Regions from separate parts of the Homo sapiens genome. Here region 2 is linked to region 1. Evidence: read pairs that join two places in POLR2A ChIA-PET (ENCODE). Cell type or tissue: MCF 10A. All regions are shown on one strand.

Region 1 (2,500 bases):
TTTTTTCTTCCTGTTAGACCAAGAAGAAAGGCAGAAGTTTTCTTATCCTTTTTGTGAGTCCTGAGATTGCAGACGATTACAGCTACAGACAACATTTGTTTTGTGTTGCTATGCAGACCTACTGTCATCTTTATTCTAATCCACCTGTCTGTACAGACATTCAAAGACTTTCTCTTGGTATACTAACAAATTCTCTGATACTGTCCAACTGCTTACCTAATGAATAAGATGAATACTTTGTCTTCTGCTAAGAACCACAAACTGTAATTACCTGCAGGGTAAAAGTTAAGACAAATTCTCTGGTTGTCATGCTTGCAAACAATGCTTTATTCTTTAGCATGGTGTATAAGCCTGGCTCCAACCTTCTATTAGAAATTCCTCTCACTCACCTTACTGGCAATAGTGCAGAACAAGTCTTCATTCCTCAGTCCAGCCTATGCAGCTCTCTTACAAACCTCCATGACTTGGGTGCTGGCTTTTTAGTACCATAGGGCACACTCTCTGGACCCTTCTAATATCAGGCAAAATACCACTGAACTTCCGGAGGCCAGGGACTGCTATACCTTACTGTTTTGTATTTGATATTTTGCTTTAACACAGCCAGTGTTTTGGTATTTAGCAAGAGCCTTGCATTAGATTCTTGGTGTCATAAGTAAGATCTGAGGAACAGCCACATCAGTTTCTCCTGGGAGCTTGTTAGAAATTCAGGATCTTGGCTGCCAACTAAAACCCATGGAATCAGAATCTGCTTTTCAGCAAGATCTCCTATGAACAGTGTATGCATATTAACATTTGAGAGTCACTGGGCCAGATGACTTCTCAGGACTTCTCCTCCTTGACATGCCACGGCTCCATAGACTGCCTGGATGATGGCCATGAGTAACTGTAAATATGTTTGAATATTCAATATCTTACATTCACATGGATCACAGGGACCAGGACCCTGAAGAACTTAAATGGGAGTTTTTACTGACTTTACCAGGGGATGGGACCACAAAAGGACTGAAGAGACAGGTGACAACAAACTTGTTGACCAGCTCTAAGGCAGGGAGGGTGCTGGAGGGCAGCTCTTTGGAGGAGGTAAGGAATCAGGGAAGCTCGACTTACAGGTGCTCAAACCATATAAAGGCAACTGATCTACAGCCACAAAAACTTGGGAAAAATGAGTTGCCCCATTTGTTGTCACAGGATGCATTTGGCCTCCAATTAGTTTTCCTGTATATGACTTCTCCCCTTCTCTGCCTTCTTCCCACTGTTTCCCTAGAGTTGCTTTTTGTGTGTAAGAAGCCCACAGGGGAGGGACTCTGCCATTCAGGAAGAAATGCCCAGTTCCTGGTTTCTGGCCGAGTCCTGTAGGCATCCTTCTGTGGATTTTGGAGGATTGCCCACCTGATGTCCACTGCAGGGAGGGATCTAGTTTCCTGTGAGACTATTTACATAGGAGAGCTGACCTACCAGACTTCTGGAAAGCATCATCAGGGGCATGGCCTTACTGTTGAAATAGAGATGACAAGTTCAAGTAGGCATTCCATTTCTGGGAAACTTGCTAGCTGCAGGCTACAGAGGATTTGCTAAGAAGTTAATTAAAATATACATCGTGGGTATCCTACAGGTGGCGCCTGGGTTGTGATTAGTGAGTGATTGCGAGGCAGTCAGGCAAGGTTGCTTGCTGCATTATTTTAATCGAGGTTCTTCAGCTGGGAGTGGGGAACAGGGTTGTCATTAGGAGACTAAGGGAAATGGACTTGCAGAGGCTTGGTAATGGGGGCAGTAGCTCAGATCTTATGACACATTGTCATCATAATGTAAATCTGCAAATAATACTTGTCTAGTTGGTGGCTGACTTAATTGGTAGCAGTAATTGTCATAGCAATATATTTCCAAGATTCCTTGTATTTATGTTGCAGTTGGGATTAGGTCCCCTTCTTGCAGTCTGGTTTTAATGAAAAAACTGAGAGCTAAGATCTTAGGTTCCCCAGGATTTCTCAAGTGAGTTCCTACTACAGAGTGGGATGTGGTATATTTGAGACAGATGTATTTCCTCCTGAGTTGTGTGGTCACTCACTCTAATAGGATTGATCCAGAGGGAAATTCAAGGGACTGGTTTTATATGTTATGTTTTTTGTGTGTTTCATTTTCTATTAGATAGCAGATTTAATTTTCCGAAAGTTTTTAGCGAGATCATTTGCCAATATTTGCCTTTGGCTCAATCATGATCAACTAAAATGTGGCCTAGGTGCCTTCCTTCCTCAAGGCTGTTGGTTGTGAGAGTCCTATCAGTAGAACCAAGAAACTGGACCAGCCCCTTTCCTGGTTTGAGTAAAGACTTCAATTAGAGTTATAAGTGGAATTTGGCTGTGGTCCTTGGCTATTGGGATGGTGAAATAGGAAGGTGAGGGGCCGAATCTCTGGAATCTAAGAAAATCTTTAGCAGCCTAAGGGTTCTAGGTCTCTTGCCTGTGCTTCAGAGGAGAGGGAAGGATGTTAGGTGAGGTGGAGA
Region 2 (2,500 bases), 190 kb before region 1:
AAAGGAGATGACCTAATTTTTAGTTTCTAGTGAGGAAGGGATCCATTGTGTGGTTTATTTATACCCAGTTCCCTCCAGAAAAGCCTTGGGACAAATATAAACATTTCAACATATGTAAACCTATGTTTTAGGCATTAAACAGCAGGAGAGAGAGCAGGGAGTGATCCTGGGGTGCTTGCACAGACCTTGCTCAGCTGTGGAAATCAGCATTAGCATTTGGCTCTATTCCAAAAAGCTCCTTCATCACCTTCAGAGCATATCTCAGAATCTAATAATAATTTAAGTGAGTATTTTTGTCAAACTTTAAAAGCTTGGCACGTTCTGTCCTTTAATATCTTCCCTCAGAAAAGGAAAGCTGCTTAATAAGTCTCAATGGCAATGGATGGAATCATTAATCAAGAGGAAGAAAGTTTTTTTTAATAGTCATTTGACTTAATTCATCTTAATTTGTCTCCAAAATATTTTCCTAGGGAGGAATTGGACAATTCAAGTCTTTTTTGGTCATCAGCATTGATAAGGCTTTGGTCCTCAGGTAGTAGTGGGGTCATTGTAGGAAAGTTCCAGCTTCCAATTCTTTATGTAGTTTGGTTTTTTTGAATGTTGGTCAAAAACAAGATGGTGCAACTTTATCAGACGTTTTCAGAAATCATTAGGAATAAAAATTCCATTACGATCCCAAAATATGTATTAGTCCTATAGCAGACACAATTCATTGCCCACTCCCCATAGTCATTTTTCCTTCCCTTTCCCTCCATTCCTTTCCCTGGGCACATGACTACCCAGCTAAAGACCACATTTCCAGCCTCTTTTGCAGCACAAGATGGACACATAACTAAGTCTTGGCCAGTGAGATGTGAGCAGAAGTGGTACGTGTACTTTCTAGGTCATTCCTTTAGCAAAAGAATGTGTCCACTCTCACCTTTCTTCCCTTCCCATGAGCTGGAAGGTAGGAGTTATGGCAGGAGCTGGAGTAGACTGGGAGGTGAAGCCACATGCTGAGAATGGCATGGCAACAAGGTAGAAGAAACCTGTCTGTCCTACAAGATAGAAGAAGCCTAGATCTCCAACACTACAGAACCACCATACCAACCCTGAACCATCTACTCATTCTTTTATGTAAGAGAAATATGCTTTGTTAGAGACACCATTATTTTGGCCTTTGGTATAGTAGCTAAATCTGTACCCTAACCCATGTTGATCTCAGTCACACTTCTTCTTACTCCTAGTTACTCTTATTCTCTTCTGGGCTCCATTTCATTTTGCCAGCCAACCTCTGACATTTTGCTATCATGATACATTGCCAAAGCTGTTGCAGGTGAGCAGGGAGTACCTGGGCCAGCGGTGCAGGGGTAAAATAATTTACCAAGACAGTTGTAGACAAAAACAAAAGGCAGATTTATTAGAGAAAGTAGGAAAATACGTTGCAAGGAGGCAATGGGCAGCCAGCAGAAGAGAAGCTAACCGCCAGGAAACAGGCTTGCTGGAGATTCTATAGAAGAGTGTTTATGCTGTCTGTTGAAGAGGGCTTTGTGCAGTTCTGATAACACCAAGGTTGCAGTGAGCTATAATAGCTTGCAGGTGTCTGGTGATAGTTGGATGCAGGAAGATTGTGAGTTATTTGTGCAGGAGGGCTATGTGTCCTGGACCATGAAGAAAGGAAGACTTGTAGTTTATCTGCTTTCTTTTTTTTTCTTTTTTTTTTCTTTGAGATGGAGCCTTGCTCTGTTGCCCAGGCTGGAGTGTAGTGGCATGATCTCAGCTCACTGCAACCTCTGCCTCCCAGGTTCAAGCAATTCTCCTGTCTCAGCCTCCTGAGTAGCTGGGATTACAGGCACACACCATGACGCCTGGCTGATTTTTGTATTTTTAGTAGAGACAGGGTTCACCATATTGGTCAGGCTGGTCTCGAACTCCTGACCTCAGGTGATCCATCTGCCTCGGCTTCCTGAAGTGCTGGAATTACAGGCGTGAGCCACCACACCCGGCCGTTTATCTGCTTTCTCTCTTTGCTTTCCCTTGGTCCTGCCAGCCTAACTCTGTTTCTCTAATTAGGACTCCACAAAAGCTTCCTCAGTCACTCGCCCTTCCTGCAGCTTATATGACTTCCTCATCCAATCACCACTCCACATCTCATTCTCAATTCTCCACCATGGCCTACCTCTAGATAATCCGTGATCTCTAACTTCTGCAAAGGATTCATAGAGATAAAGCAACAAAAGCTGCCAATATTTATTTTAACACTTAACACATGCCAGTTTCTATTCTAAACTAATTATGTATGAATGTAATGTCTAAACTAATTACATCTCATTTTAACCTTTCACCAGCCCTTCAAGGTAAGTAGTTTTATTCCCTCCATTTTGAAGATGAGGAATCTGAGGCACAGACAGGTGAGGGGATGCCCTTCCCACTCATCCTGACAGCAGTTCTGACTCCAGAAACCCTAAACAGAGACAAGCAAGATCAGAAAAGTCCGTGAACGAGGCAGGTGAATTGCTAG

Evidence for each region. Peaks named below come from ENCODE experiments on the same cell type or tissue, not always from the same donor. Only the 100,000 strongest peaks of a DNase experiment are listed, where the experiment ranks them.
Region 2: POLR2A ChIA-PET joins it to region 1 with 5 read pairs; 2 of 35 experiments call an interaction of 5 or more read pairs at or near these places.

What each region holds. Positions count from the first base shown.
Region 1 is chr1:210,476,107-210,478,606 of GRCh38, forward strand. All of the region lies in intron 8 of HHAT (hedgehog acyltransferase), which reads left to right. Among named protein-coding and RNA genes, the nearest start is that of HHAT, 150 kb to the left of the region's middle. In MCF 10A, no CTCF peak of the experiment used is centred here; a DNase peak (open chromatin) is centred at 1,445.
Region 2 is chr1:210,281,716-210,284,215 of GRCh38, forward strand. No RefSeq gene overlaps it. Among named protein-coding and RNA genes, the nearest start is that of LINC02602, 10 kb to the right of the region's middle. In MCF 10A, no CTCF peak of the experiment used is centred here; no DNase peak of the experiment used is centred here.